Linked DNA regions of Homo sapiens: region 2 is linked to region 1. The links are chromatin contacts, found by Hi-C or POLR2A ChIA-PET in ENCODE. All regions are on one chromosome and are shown on one strand. Each heading gives the region's core, a stretch centred on a gene start or an enhancer-like site at or near the end of the contact. The rest is flanking DNA. Distances are from core to core; before and after follow the strand shown.

Evidence for each region. Hi-C counts contacts between places; a loop is a spot of excess contacts on that map. ChIA-PET counts read pairs that join two places held with the same protein, here RNA polymerase II (POLR2A). Pooled maps may share reads with other maps.
Region 2: a loop to region 1 is called in a map of HepG2, with 2.2 times the contacts of the local background. The contact joins two enhancer-like sites. A Hi-C loop is called at or near these places in 12 of 168 maps with a recorded cell type or tissue (B cell, HepG2, PC-3 and 4 more), 3 of 37 single-sample maps with no recorded cell type and 12 of 50 pooled maps. POLR2A ChIA-PET finds 5 or more read pairs at or near these places in 13 of 52 experiments (GM12878, MCF 10A, OCI-LY7 and 8 more).

What each region holds. Positions count from the first base shown.
Region 1 is chr20:47,574,194-47,581,438 of GRCh38, reverse strand. The region is part of intron 1 of NCOA3 (nuclear receptor coactivator 3); the gene reads right to left. Among named protein-coding and RNA genes, the nearest start is that of NCOA3, 76 kb to the right of the region's middle. Within about 2 kb of position 4,703, at least 25 of the 41 ENCODE cell types and tissues checked have a DNase peak (open chromatin) inside an H3K27ac peak, as active enhancers do; they include B cell and PC-9, where a contact is called at or near this core.
Region 2 is chr20:47,618,293-47,625,537 of GRCh38, reverse strand. It overlaps NCOA3 (nuclear receptor coactivator 3), which reads right to left. Exons shown (of 23, transcript NM_181659.3): 3 at 3,208-3,309; 4 at 1,455-1,627; 5 at 57-157. The coding sequence starts at 3,290. Among named protein-coding and RNA genes, the nearest start is that of NCOA3, 120 kb to the right of the region's middle. Within about 2 kb of position 4,202, at least 2 of the 41 ENCODE cell types and tissues checked have a DNase peak (open chromatin) inside an H3K27ac peak, as active enhancers do; they include B cell and PC-9, where a contact is called at or near this core.

The DNA of each region.
Region 1 (7,245 bases), core at 3,454-5,953:
CTGTTGTGTTTCTGAAACTAAAATTAGAGGGGAGAAAATCAGTGAGCAGGGAATGGGAGGCACATTACATGTGGCTCACAACAAAGGAAAAAGAAAACTCTAGGTAGTGCCGGGTGACTATCCCTTATGCAAAATGCTTAGAAGCATAAGTGTCTCGAATTTTTTTCAGATTTCTTAAATATTTGCATATGCATACTGAGATATCTAGGGGAAGAAACCCAAGTCCAAACATAAAATTCATTTATGTTACTTATACACACAGCCTGAAGGTAATTTTATATAATATTTTTAATAATTTTGTGCACCAAAGTTGTAGCTTTTTTCTTTTTCTTTTTGAGACAGGATCTCACTCTGTGCCCAGACTGGCTGGAGTGTGGTGGTATGGTCATGGCTCACCTCAGCCTCGACCTCCGAGGCTCAAACAATACTCCCACATCAACTACCCAAGGAGCTGGGACTACAGGCACACACCATCATACCCAGCTAATTTTTATATTTTTTGTAGAGACAGGGTTTCACCATGTTGCCCAGGCTGGCCTTGAACTCCTGAGCTCAAGTGATCTGTCTGCCTCGGCCTCCCAAAGTGTTGGGATTACAGGTGTGAGCCACCATACCGGACCGAATGTTATGTTTTTTAACTTGAATTTTTATGCTATCCAATTTAATTCGTGTAAGATGAACGGAGAAAAGGTAGGCAGAACTTCTGTAAAGAACCTCTAAGATCTTCTGGCCCTGTTTTAAATCAGGTTTGACTTCTAAAATGGTTCTCTTATGTTTTTTCCTTTATTAGGAAAGACGAAGGAGGGTCATGGGGTGGGGTTAGCACCTAAGGAACAAAAGAGGTGGGATAAGGAAAGGATTTTTTGGGGGGATGGGGGTGGGGGATGGAGTTTCACTCTGTTGCACAGGCTAGAGTGCAGTGGGGCATGATCTCGGCTCATTGCAACCTCTGCCTCCCGGGTTAAAGCGATTCTCCTGCCTCAGCCTCCCGAGTAGCTGGGATTACAGGTGCATGCCACCATGCCCAGCTAATTTTTGTAGAGACAGGGTTTCACTACATTGGCCAGGCTGGTATCGAACTCTTGACCTCAAGAAATCTGCCCACCTCGGCCTCCCAAAGTGCTGGGATTACAGGCATGAGCCACCGTGCCCGGCCAGGAAAGGAATTTGAGTCAGAAAGTATCTAGTAGCATAATGGACCTAGGAAACAATTACTGCTGCCTCGTGTAGAAGGTGGTGAGAGGGCCTAGATTAATACTCCAGTGTTATAGTGCTGGTCTTCGTACTTCTCAAAGGAATGCTGACCCTGCCAATCTGCACCCTTGGACCCAAATGTTAACTGCTGGACCCCCAGGTGGAAGATCATGTAAAGTCAGCATGCCCAGATGAACAAAGAATGCAACCATGGGTGGAATCTAAATGATCAAACTGAGGAACAGCGAATGAATAAGAGCAGACACCACATGGCAGGACAGAAGATGCAACCAAATCAAGCCTTGACATCATCCCATGGCAGGATCCACTCAGATCACACCTCATTACTCTCCAAATATAAAACCTGCACCCAAACTCTAGTTCAGAGAGGCAGATTTGAGCCCAACTCCTGTCTCCTTACACAGCAGCCTTGCAATAAACTTTTCTTCCTACAAAAACTTGGTGCTTAGTGTTCAGCTTTCCATTGCATACACAGAAAAATAGACCCAGTTCAGTTCAGTAACACAAAGACAAGCCAGGTACAAAATTCTCCCCTCCAAGGAAGTGTATAATTAAACCAGAGAGATTCGCAAATAGTCACAGAACAATGATTGGCTTGCCTACCAGGAACCTGGAAAGGAGTACTACTATATACCAGGATCCTGTAAGTATAGAACTGTTAGTAAATTTGCTGGTGAGTTAAACTTGTCTGGAAAAAAGATTCTGCAAAGGCAACAATCCTAGCAGATTTCTTAGGACAGTATTTTTTTTCTTTATCAAAAACAAGATTATCCCTTTTCACAATTCAGATTTTCATCAATCACACATACAAAAACCAAATCATACTGACATAAAACTAAATGTGAGAAGTTCCAGAAACATTAGACATCTGAGAAGGTAACAGGGACATTAAATTTTCTAGTAGAATTAATGGTTTACTGATGACATCTACATTACCAAAACCTGCATCACCAGGCCAGGCATGGCAGCGCACACCTGTAACGCCAGCTACTCAGGAGGCTGAGGCAGGAAGATTGCTTGAGCTCAGGAATCTGAGTCCATCTTGGACAACATGGCCCCTGTTTTAGTTTTAGGTTTTTATTTTAAGCCTTCATCACCAGAGACCTAAAAGGACGTGAGGGGAAATCAAACATCAAATTAAGCCTTGTTAATAGCTAGTCTGAGAAGATATGCCTCAAAGCCAGAACAAAGAATAAAATTGGGGAGAGGAGTTGATACACAGGAAAATCCAAACTATATAATATATAATGCTTGGAAACACCAACAGGGCAAAAAGCAGCCACTGAATATTATAAACATGTTTTTCTTTTACTGTTGAACATGAAAAGGGGCAAGGATTCTACAATTAATCATATTAAACCCATTGTTCTTTCCAAGCTCCCACTGGCACTGCTCCCAGGATCTCCTTCCTCACTTCCCTAAAATCACAGAAAAGGGGAGCCACTGTCACTGGGAAAAGCTAGCTGTTGCTCAATAATCTTCAAAGTACTACAGAGTAGACTGGGTCACCAAATGAATTTCAGGTTAAAGGCTGCAAAATATTAGTGTTAAATTTAACGTCAAAATCCAACACTTTTGCAGTTGGGATTATTTATCAAGTGATAAGTATCTTTGATCAAAACTCTAACCACAGGTTTCACTTGCAACAATCAACTACAGCTAATCTGTAGCTATAATGAAAGGAGAAGACCAAATGCAAGTTGAAAATCATATGAACATTTCAAGTTATATAAAATGGGGCTGGGTGCAGTGGCTCATGCCTGTAATCCTAGCATTTTGGGAGGCCGAGGTGGGCAGATCACCTGAGGTCAGGAGTTCGAGACCAGCCTGGCCAACATGGCTAAACCCCATCTCTACTAAAAATACAAAAAGTAGCTGGGTGTGGTGGTGGGCGCCTGTAGTTCCAGCTACTCGGGAGGCCGAGGCAGGAGAATCGCTTGAACCCCGTAGGCAGAGGTTGCAGTGAGCTGAGATCGCGCCACTGCACTCCAGCCTGGGCAACAGAGCAAGACTCTGTCTTAAAAAATAATAATAATAAAGTTATATAAAATGGTACCACTTTTTTTGAGCTATATAAACTTAACTCAGTTTAAGAATTTTTTTTTCCCATTACTTAGTCCATTATTGTATGTTCAATTAAGTAAAAATGTATTTGCTTCCCAGGAGAACATTGGTAAGACATTTATAACAATCTTTTTTAAATGCTATAATCTTCTTGATAAGGGAGTGGGGGACAAGGAATTATTTCAAATTACAGCATATGCATGTCTAGTAAAATAAAGACAGGTATTACCACATATCTTGTGATATATACTAGAAAGAATCAAGCTGACTTATAATGTATTCTACATATTTAATAAATTAAACATTTAGTTCTATACGGAATCAGCCTGAAAATTCATAATAACGCAGTGAAAACAGACGCCTTGGCTTCTGAAAACCTAGATTTTGTAAAGTCCTGCTTCTTGAAATGATCTTGTGTTAGATTTTAATTCGATTTCAATTAAATGCTTGCTGTGTATCTATTAGAATCAGGCACTGCACTGGCACTTGGAAATAAGCAAATCACAGTTGCTGCCATCAATTAATTAGGAAAAGGGAAGCAGGTATAAACAGACCTAAAGTTCCTAAAATGAAAGCTATGTTCATTCAGTAAGCATCTGCTAAGCATCCATGTGCCACATTGTGCTAGACACCATGGATAAAAGGAAGAATTAAAAAGACCAGAGTCCCATGAGAGTATAAGGAAAGAATAGAGAAAAACTACCCTGCCTTTTTCATGGGGTTGTTAACTGTTCAACACTATTTACATGTGAAAGCAAGACAAATCCAAAACCATTTATCTCAGCCAAAGGGGGAGGCATTAATTGTACAATTTCTGCAATTATGTCCAGAGTTGTCATAACCAAAATGCCATTTGAGTTTCTTCATAATAAAGGCAAAAGACAAAAAACCTTCTATGAAATGGCCATTTGTGTAAAAATTACATAGGGATACAGGAAACATAAATGGGGTAAAGGTAGCTAAAACTTAAAACTTATTTTTAATTCAAGACATCCAGGAAATTATGCCATACATTTTTGCTTATACAACGATACTATCCACTGATGAACAATGGAACTAAACTAGCCTAAATTTTTTTAAATTAGCTTTAGATTAAGGAGAAAACTTAAAAATCTGGTTGGCAGATTAGTATAAAAGGCCTGATATCTTTGGCTGAGTTGAATATTAGCTCTTATCCAATGGTTACCAAAACAGGCATTCAAGCAAGCCGCTTGCTTGCGCTTGTTCTGCCTCTCTCTCCCTGCCACTTTGGAAAAACTGCATGCAGTGCTGCAGGATCACACAAAATAAATACAGGAAAGAGGGTGGGAGAGTTGGGTGGGGAAGTGAGCAAAGCTCTGGGCTCCACCAGTGGAAGGCGTTCCACAAGAATTGCTACAGGGTCAAAAGTTTACAGTGGTTTCAATTTCACCTTTTAGCAGCCAATCAGGAAACACAGGCTGCATGCTGACCCCTCGGGCTGCAAATGAACATTAACTCATTGGCTACCAGGATTGCACATTTTCCTTTTCTTATAAGGCTTTCCCTTCTTTTTATTTTTTTTAAGGACAGGGGAGTGGAGAAGGCAAAGAACACAATAAGTTCAAGGTGACAATTTTATTCAAGACAATATATTTTAAACAGGTGTTTGAGGGGAGAAATGATCGAGTAATTATCTTCTTTCTTCTTGAAATCTGAGTTTCTTTAGCCTGTAGTATCTAACAAACCAATTATTAATGCTAGTATCAAGACAAAGAATAAATTTAGGCAGGTAAAGGAGATGGATTTTCCTCCATGAGGTTGCAATTCTATGAACAATTTATAGGATGGTAAAAAGATAATACTGGTTGTGTATCCAGTAAATGCTTTAAAAGTAACTCAGATAATAAAGACATCTAACTGAAGGATTTGCCTATACCCCAATTTTTTTATTTGCATAGTTTCCCTACCCTCTCCTCAAACCATTACTATACACAGGTAATGTTCCTCTATCCTTTTCATAATGTGGATCCACAGAAATGCAGGCAGAGCTCTTAGCTAAGGTTTAAATTTTTCTTTTCTTATATTTCAGTACCTGGGAGTAACTGTACAATAAACTCAGGAGTGAACCATTTGGCAGTAGGTACAACTGCTCCCTAACTAATTTATGTAAATTTCTTCAAATGCAGAAACCAATAAACTAATCCATTAAATAATATTTTCAACATTCTATATTTAACATTGAGCAAGTCTAAAATGAAAACCTCTACTACATACACCTTAACTGGACTACATTTAAAAACTAGATGCCTTTGAAGCACCACAGGATAAAAGTGAAATCGCTGTATTAACTGCTCTACTATTAAAATGATTAGTCAAATCCTAAATGAACACACTGTAAATTTGTAGTTAGCAATATTTCTCTCTTTGACACAATAGGTAGTTGAATTTTAACAGACTCATTGACTTAAATTTACCTTTACGTTTAGAATACCCTGTAGGCACCACCATTGCCTAAGAAAACGATTTCATGTAGGATATTAGCTCTTATCCAAACCAGCAAAGTAAGATACCAGTTATTTCTGAAAACGTGAAAGTAAGCAAATATACAGAAGTGTGTGACTTAATATAACTGCTGAAGGGTTCCAAAATAACTTCAGTGTTTAAAGTTTATATAGCAATATAATGTCAGTTAAGATAGTAAATAAACTCGATGCTGATAGTTTTTTCTTAATTCGACATTAAAAGAAGTAATTTTCTAGTAACAATTCCCAAGCCTTCATGATTTAAGTTTATGCATATTTGGCAATAAAAAGTCTACTTTAAAATAGACCTAGTTGTTTTTTCAACATGGTTTGCAAAAGCTTTACATATACGTATATATAGATATATAATAAATTAGGGGTCTTCTGTATATCTTCTTTTTACAAAATGGCCTCATTTTGAAACAAAATGGATGCGATAAAATTTTACATCAAGTCAGCATGTTAGCAAGAAGCTTTTTTGTGTGTTCTGAATTTGATTAATACAAGCCAAGGTCACTTCCTGAAAGATGCCTAGCACTGCAGCTGCAGGCAAACTAGGCTCTAGCATAAGGCTGGGGGAAGGGAATGGGTGATGGCATTATTATTAACCCTCAGATAGGATTCCATCTCCAGCAGCAGCTATTGGGGGAAGTGGGGAGGTTGGGGAAGATCCCAGAGTTCCTAAGTATATTAAGATTAAAATATTTCCATTCCTTAATACTTAAAAATAGAAATGTAATTACATATATAATGCTGATGTCAAAATTATATCAGATATCCTCACTGCTACAATGTACAAGAACATTTTACATAATACTATGCAAATCATTTAATGCCAGACATTGTGTTGAATGCTGAGTTTACGCTAAAGCATTCAGTTTACACTGAAATAAACTCAACATTCAACACAATGCTAAGCATGACCTGTACTTGCTATGCAAAGCGTATACAAAGGAAGATACAGGCCCTTGAAGAAAACAGAATCAGATTCAAATTTCAAAAACCAAGGGTGGCCTAAAAGTTAATTAAGGTAGAAACTTAAAACACAAAAGCCTATTTTGGAAAATATTTGATAAAGTTTTGTTCTGAAATTCAATTTAAATTTTCATTTTACATAAAATTTTAAATTTTCATTTCACCAACATTAATACAAATATTACTATGCCTCTGTGCTAAAAAAAAAAAAAATCAAAATATACATAGTAGCAACTAGAAAAAACCACCTCCCTGAATAATTAATAATGTATTAAGTAGTTACAATGCATGCTAGGAAACCATAGTAATTACTCTGTTGTACTCTGAGGTTCTTTACACATTTCAATTCATTGATAAAATACCAGGTATAGTCAGGAAATCTACACGTTCCTTGTAATTTTATATATGTAATCTTAGAAAAATTAAATTAATTTTGTGTGCCTTTTTCCTATGCACCAAATGGGGGTTATACTTTAACCATGATATTCCACAGAGACAGAGCAGCAGC
Region 2 (7,245 bases), core at 2,953-5,452, 45 kb before region 1:
TATAATAAACCAAAGGGCAATACAGCCTACTGGACAGTTAAAATCTTTATACTTGCCTGAAGTAAAAGCGGTCCTAAGGAGTCTTTATCAATAACTCCCTGCCCTGTAGAAGATACATCGGCTTTTTGAACATCATCATCATTGGAAATAGTTTTTCCTGAAAAGACAGAAGGTGGTATAACGAATAACACACTATCAGTTATAGATTAAATCACCTTCGAATAGTCCCCAGAAGAGACATAAAGATACACATGCACATGCCCATACATACATACAAAACATTTCCTCATAAGAGAATGATGCTACAATATTATAACATCAAAACTAAACTTCATAGTTGCCCAGGAAGCCAGAAGATACCTAAATCATTTCACTACTAAATGTACTATCCCACAGCTTCCTGAAAAGGAACTACCAAATAACAGGCAATTGTCTGTTAACCGTCTCTAAAGAGCATAAGCTGGAGGCCCAGCGCGGTGGCTCACACCTGTAATCCCAGCACTCTGGGAGGCTGAGGCGGGTGGATCACCTGAGGTCAGGAGTTTGAGACCAGCCTGGCCAACATGGCAAAACCCCATCTCTACTAAAAATACAAAACTTAGCTGGGCGTGGTGGCAGGTGCCTGTAATCCTAGCTACTCGGGAGGCTGAGGCAGGAGAATCTCTTGAACCCAAGAGGTGGAGGTTGTGGTGAGCTGAGATCACACCACTGCACTCCAGCCCGAGAGACAAAGCGAGACACCATCTCAAAATAAATAAATACATAAATAACAAAAAGCACAGCTGGTCAACACATTTGTCTATTCCCATACTTGCTAGCCTCCATCAGTTGTAGTCTCTACCCAAACAAAGGAGCAAAAAGGCAAATATAGCAACAAGTTCCTTCTAAAACAGGGGTCCCCAACCCCCAGACCACAGACAAGTATCAGTCTGTGGCCTGTTAGGAATGGGGCTGCACAGCAGGAGGTCAGCAGTGGGCAAGTGAGCAAAGTTTCATCTGTATTAACAACAGCCCCTCCCCATCACTCACATTACCACCTGAGTTCTACATCCTGTCAGCTCAGAAGTAGCATTAGATTCTCACAGGTGTGCAAATCTTAATGTGAACTCCACATGCGAGGAATCTAGGTTGTGTGCTCCTTATGATTCTCTAATGCCTAATGATCTGTCACAGTTTCTCCCATTACCCCCAGATGGATCCATCTAGCTGCAGGAAAACAAGCTCAGGGCTCCTACTGATTTCTATATTATGGTGAGTTGTATAATTATTTCATTATATGTTACAATGTAACCATAATAGAAATAAAATGCACCACAAACGTAATGTGCTTGAATCATCCTGAAACCATCCCCTCTACCAGGTCCATGGAAAAACTGGCTTCCACAAAACCAGTCCCTGGTGCCAAAAAGGTTGGGAACCACCACTGTTCAAAAAGACATGAGTGTTTTTATTACCTTGCTCTTTTATTTGACGTATCTGTCTTACTGTTTCCTTTAAAATCGCACATTTATCTGGTTTGACATTGAAATTGTCAATATCACTAAGATTGGCAGATATCAGCTCAGCCAATTCTTCAATATATTTACTTTCCTGCTCCCGTCTCCGTTTTTCACCACTGCAGGTAAGACTAAGGGAAAAGGCGTAGAAAGGGGGGAAAGGAGACATAATATATATATCACAAAAGAGCTGTTAGCAGAATCAGCCCCTATACAACACTATTACATGATTACTTTTTTTTTTTTTTCCTCGAGACAGAGTTTTCGCTCTTGTTGCCCAGGCTGGAGTACAACGGTGCGACTTTGGCTCAATGCAACCTCCACCTCCAGGATTCAGGCAATTCTCCTGACTCAGCCTCCCCAGTAGCTGGGATTACAGGCATGCGCCACCACGCCTGGCTTATTTTTGCATTTTTAGTTGAGACGATGTTTCACCATGTTGGTCAGGCTGGTCTTGAACTCCTGACCTCAGGTAATCCACCCACCCTGGCCTCCCAGAGTGCTGGGATTACAGGCATGAGCCACCACACCCGGCCTATTATTTTCATATGTAAACAAACTAAACTCAGCCAATATAAACTATCAAAAATGCTGTCTTGGAGAAGTAGTACAACATAATAGAGATTCATGTAAACCTAAATTCAGTTCCATCTTTGTTAGCTAGGTGGCCTTGGGCAGAGTTAGCCTCAGTTACTTCATCTAGAAAATACGAATAAATCATCTTTACTTCTTAGAGATAATAAAACAACTAACAAATAAGAACAAAAACAGTGGTAGCTACTTATTAATGATGAAGTTTTATTCATTGTAGATTGATATTTTTCAACTAGCACATTAAACTTCAATTGACACTGACTTTGGCAAATACTTTAAAAGCTATAGAGTAGTGTTATATAGATTACATTATTTTGTTTCTAATTTTTAAGCTTCTCATTTCACTTGGTAAAAAAAAGGATGCAACCTCACAAATGACAAAATATCAACTTATAACCCATTCTTAAAAGATAGCAAAGATTCTTACTTATAACTGTCAGGCCTCTGAGACCAAGCCTGCACATATACATCCAGATGGTCTGAAGCAACTGAAGATCCACAAAAGAAGTGAAAATAGCCTTAACTGATGACATTCCACCATTGTGATGTTTCTGCCCCACCCTAACTTGATCAATGTACTTTGTAATCTCCCCCACCCTTAAGAAGGTTCTTTGTAATTCTCCCTACCCTTGAGAATGTACTTTGTGAGATCTAACCCCGCCCGCAAAACATTGCTCCTAACTCACTGCCTATCCCAAAACCTATAAGAACTAATGATAATCCCACCACCCTTTGCTGACTCTCTTTTTGGACTCAGCCTGCCTGTACCCAGGTGAAATAAACAGCCTTGTTGCTCACACAAAGTCTGGTGGTCTCTTCACACGGACGCACGTGACATAACCTTGGTCATCTATTCGTAACTCCTACCCCTCCTTCCATTCAGAAATTCTTATAGTACCGCGAATTGTTAATATTCTACCTTCTATATGAATCAGCAATAAAAAAAAAACTTCTATTACATCAAAAAGATGTCCATCTCATCAGTAACACTCTACTTACCACGAAGTGAAACCACCAAAAAATCTAACCAGAGAATGTAAATGGCAAGAAGTTAAAATGTTATCCTTAAACAAAGGCACAACAAGTGTGGTAAAGCACCAGGAAATAAGTCACCTACCCTTGTCCTGGAGTATCACATGGCAATTTGCGTTTTCGTGAATCACTGGCCAGTGGATCCAAGTTTTCTCCTAATCCACTCATCTTGAATATACATCAGCAACTAAGAGAGAATAATGAGAAATAAGATAAGTACATTAAAAAATATACATGACTCTATGAAGGTGTTATATGACTGAATGACTGCAACTTTTAATTCAGAACTACTTTCTCTAAACAGATAATTCTCAATATTCTTTTTCATAAATGACTATACTGAAGACAACCTCAGATTTCATATTCTAATATGAATTATGCAGAACGTATGTACTCCAAGACAGAAATGTTCCTCAAGTCCTACTAAAAATGTGTATCTTGCAGGGTGCGGTAGCTCATGCCTGTAGTCCCAGCACTTTGGGAGGTCGAGGCAGGTGGATCACCTGAGGTCAGGAGTTTGAGACCAGCCTGACCAACATGGTGAAATCCCGTCTGGCCAACATGGTGAAACCCCGTCTCTACTAAAAATAAAAAATTAGCCAGCCATGGTGGCAGGTGCCTGTAATCCTAGTTATTTGGGAGGCTGAGGCAGGAGAATCACTTGAACCGAGGGGTAGACGTTGCAGTGAGCCGAGATGGCACCACTGCACTCCAGCCTGGGTGACAAGAGCTAGACTCCGTCTCAAAAAAAAAAAAAAAAATTTGACTGATGGAAAAATAGTATGCTTTGGTTAAAATTTCATTGATGAAGAAGATAAATGTAGAGTACTTCTTGTTGAGAAAGATGATTTAAGACATCTACTAAGCCCTCATTTGCTAAGAATTTTATCTGTACTAAACTCTTGTTTAAAACAAGACGATCACTGTTGTAAAGAATTACATGTCAACCAAAGAAGTTCAACGATTCTAAACTAATTTTTATATATTAAAATGCATCTTGCATTCCAACTAAACTCTGAGACGTATGCTGGAGGACATAAATTTCCACTAGGTGGCAGAATGCTACCAGGAAGGAAGACAGATTTATAAAAATGAAAAAATTCACTCAAGATGCTGATCAAACTTCAAATGTGTAGCTTTAAAAAAAAAATCAAAAGCAAAAAAACAAAAAAAATAAAAATTTAAAAAATCACATGATCATAATATAAATCAGAAAATCTAGATTGCAACATTGTCTTTACAGATGCACTAAATATGTATTAAATTACCAAGAAAATTCATTCTATAACTTTGGTTGTAAAATGGAAAGGCTAAAAAGCTGAGATGATTTAAGTATTTGTTTTTTCCCCATGACAAGTTTAAATGAAGGACAGAAAAAGACTTAAAATAACCTTTATTAGTAGTGGCTCACTATTATTAGTAGTGGCACAGTCAGATCACACAATCTCAGGGGTATTGTATTTTCAAACGTGTCAATGTCACAAAAGACAAAGAAAGTCTGTAAACAGTCCAGATTTTAAAGGAAGCTATAAGAAAATGACAACTAAATGCAATATTTGATCCTAGACTGAATCCTGTGCTAGAGGGTAAGAAAATGCTATAAAGAATATTATTGGATCAACTGACAAAATTAGAATATGGACAATAGACATAAAAGTATGTTGTCAATATTAATACACTTAAGTTGATAAATGAACGACGGTTATTTAAGAGACCAATATTCTTAGTATAATATTTGGGGTAACAGGCTATTACATATGCAAATTATCCTCAGATGGTTAAGAAAAATTGCATATATAATGAGTGAGTGAATAAACCTGGGAATGGGGACAGGCAGAGCAAGGATGAGGAAGGGAGTTGACACTAGGTGAATCCTGACCCGGGGGGGAGATAAACGTAAAAACTCTTTGTACTATTTTCTTGCAACCTTGCTTTAAGTTTAAAATTATCCTCAAATAAAAGAGTTTTAAACTTAAAGGTATGTTCGGTTTTGATTTTCCAATTTTCATATTTAAAAAGAGTAGCTCAAGTAATCCCAGTGCTTTGGGAGGCTCAGGCAGTTTGAGTTTGAGGCACTTGAGTTTGAGACCAATCTGTGCAACACAGTAACACCCTGTCTCTACAAAATTTTTTTAAAAATAAGCCAGGCATCATGGTGCACACCTATAGCATTAACTACTTAGGAATAAAACAGGAAGACTGCTTGTTTGAGGAGTTTGAGGCTGCAGTGAGTTATGATCACGCCAATGCACTCCAGACTGGGTGACCGAGTGAGACTCTGTCTCTTAAAAACAATAATAATAATAAATTGAATAATTAAAGAGCCAGGTGCAGTGGCTCACGCCTGTAATCCCACCACTTTGGGAGGCCGAGGCGGGTGAATCACAAGGTCAGGAGATCGAGACCAGCCTGGCCAATATGGTGAAACCCTGTCTCTACTAAAAATACAAAAATTAGCTGGGCGTGGTGGCAGGCGCCTGTAGTCCCAGCTACTTGGGAGGCTGAGGCAGGAGAATCGCATGAACCCGGAAGGCGGAGGTTGCAGTGAGCTGAGATCCCGCCACTGCACTCCAGGCCTGGGTAACAGAGTGTGACTCCATCTCAAAAAATAAAAATAAAAAGAATAGTGATTCCATTCCTTAAGTACAAAAATAGAATAATTCTTGTTATGTCTCTATAATTGGTTTTATATTTGTTTCATTCAAAGGTGATTTTTAAATTGAATGGCAAACTATCCATTGAGTAATAACTTTTTTTTTTTTTTTTTTTTAAAGACAGGGTCTTACTGTGTCACCCAGGCTGAAGTGCAGTGGCACAATCTCAGCTCACTGTAACCTCGGCTTCCCAGGCTCAAGCAATCCTCCTGCCTCAGTATCCCAAGTAGCTGGGACAACAGGTGAGCACCACCACACCCAGCTAATTTTTGTATTTTTTGGAGAGACAGGGTCTCACTATGTTGCCCAGGCTGGTCTTGAACTCCTGGGTTCAAGTTATCCGCCTGCCTCAGCCTCCCAAAGTGCTGGGATTACAGGCATGACCCACCACACCCAGCCTACATTTCTTTATTTTAAATATGTAATTTATTCCACATTCTAGATATTATTTCCTTACTTTGGCTTTTGTTTATAAGCTGAATCCCTGAAACAAATGGAGAAACTATTCCATGGATAACAGCACTTCTTTAATTTGAAAGATAAAATTTTGCCTATATTCTCAATATTATTTCCTTTGTTATTAAATATAAGTTGAATACTCAGTAAGGAGTAAGGGGCCTACCATGTAATAGGTGGTCAATATATGTCTTGAATAAATATTGAATAAATATAAAAGCAACATTCAACCTACTAAATCATAGTTTAGAAATTTCCTTTATTCTGATCTATAACAATCATTCAATGCAATCCTACTGCATTAAACTTTTTAAATGTTTACTTCTACAGTTGATATAGTGTTACAATAAATTCTGACAGCATAAATTAAATCAATAGAAAAACTAAGTCATGACAATCTCTTAATATGCAAAAAAATTAATAAGCACAAATATCAGTTTAAACCAGAAATGCAGATCATTTGTGTTAAGCCAATGTTTATGTGCATATAATGAAACCTAAATATGTCGAGCTATGTCCATAGACACATGCAGCTTTTTCTCTTGATCTCACAAAACAAGCTACACTGTACACATAAGCCTGTGCAATCTTCCTGCTACCAAACTTACTCCTTCAGAGTCCAACCTAATTATCCAAAAAGGTACTAAGGGAAGGCCGGGTGTGGTGCCTCATGCATGTAATCCCAGCACTTTGGGAGGCCAAGATGGGCGAATCACCTGAGGTCGGGAGTTCGAGACCAGCCTGACCAACATGGAGAAACTCCATCTCTACTAAAAATACAAAATTAGCCAAACGTGGTGGTGCATGTCTGTAATTCCAGCTACTCAGGAGGCTGAGACAGGAGAATTGCTTGAACCTGGGAGATGGAGGTTGCAGTAAGCCAAGATTGGGCCATTGGCACTCCAGCCTAGGCAGCAAGAGTGAATTCTGTCTATAAAAAAAAAAAAAAAAAAAAAACTAAGGGAAAATAATAACTTAAAATCATGAAAAAGGTGTTTACCCGAACATAAAGG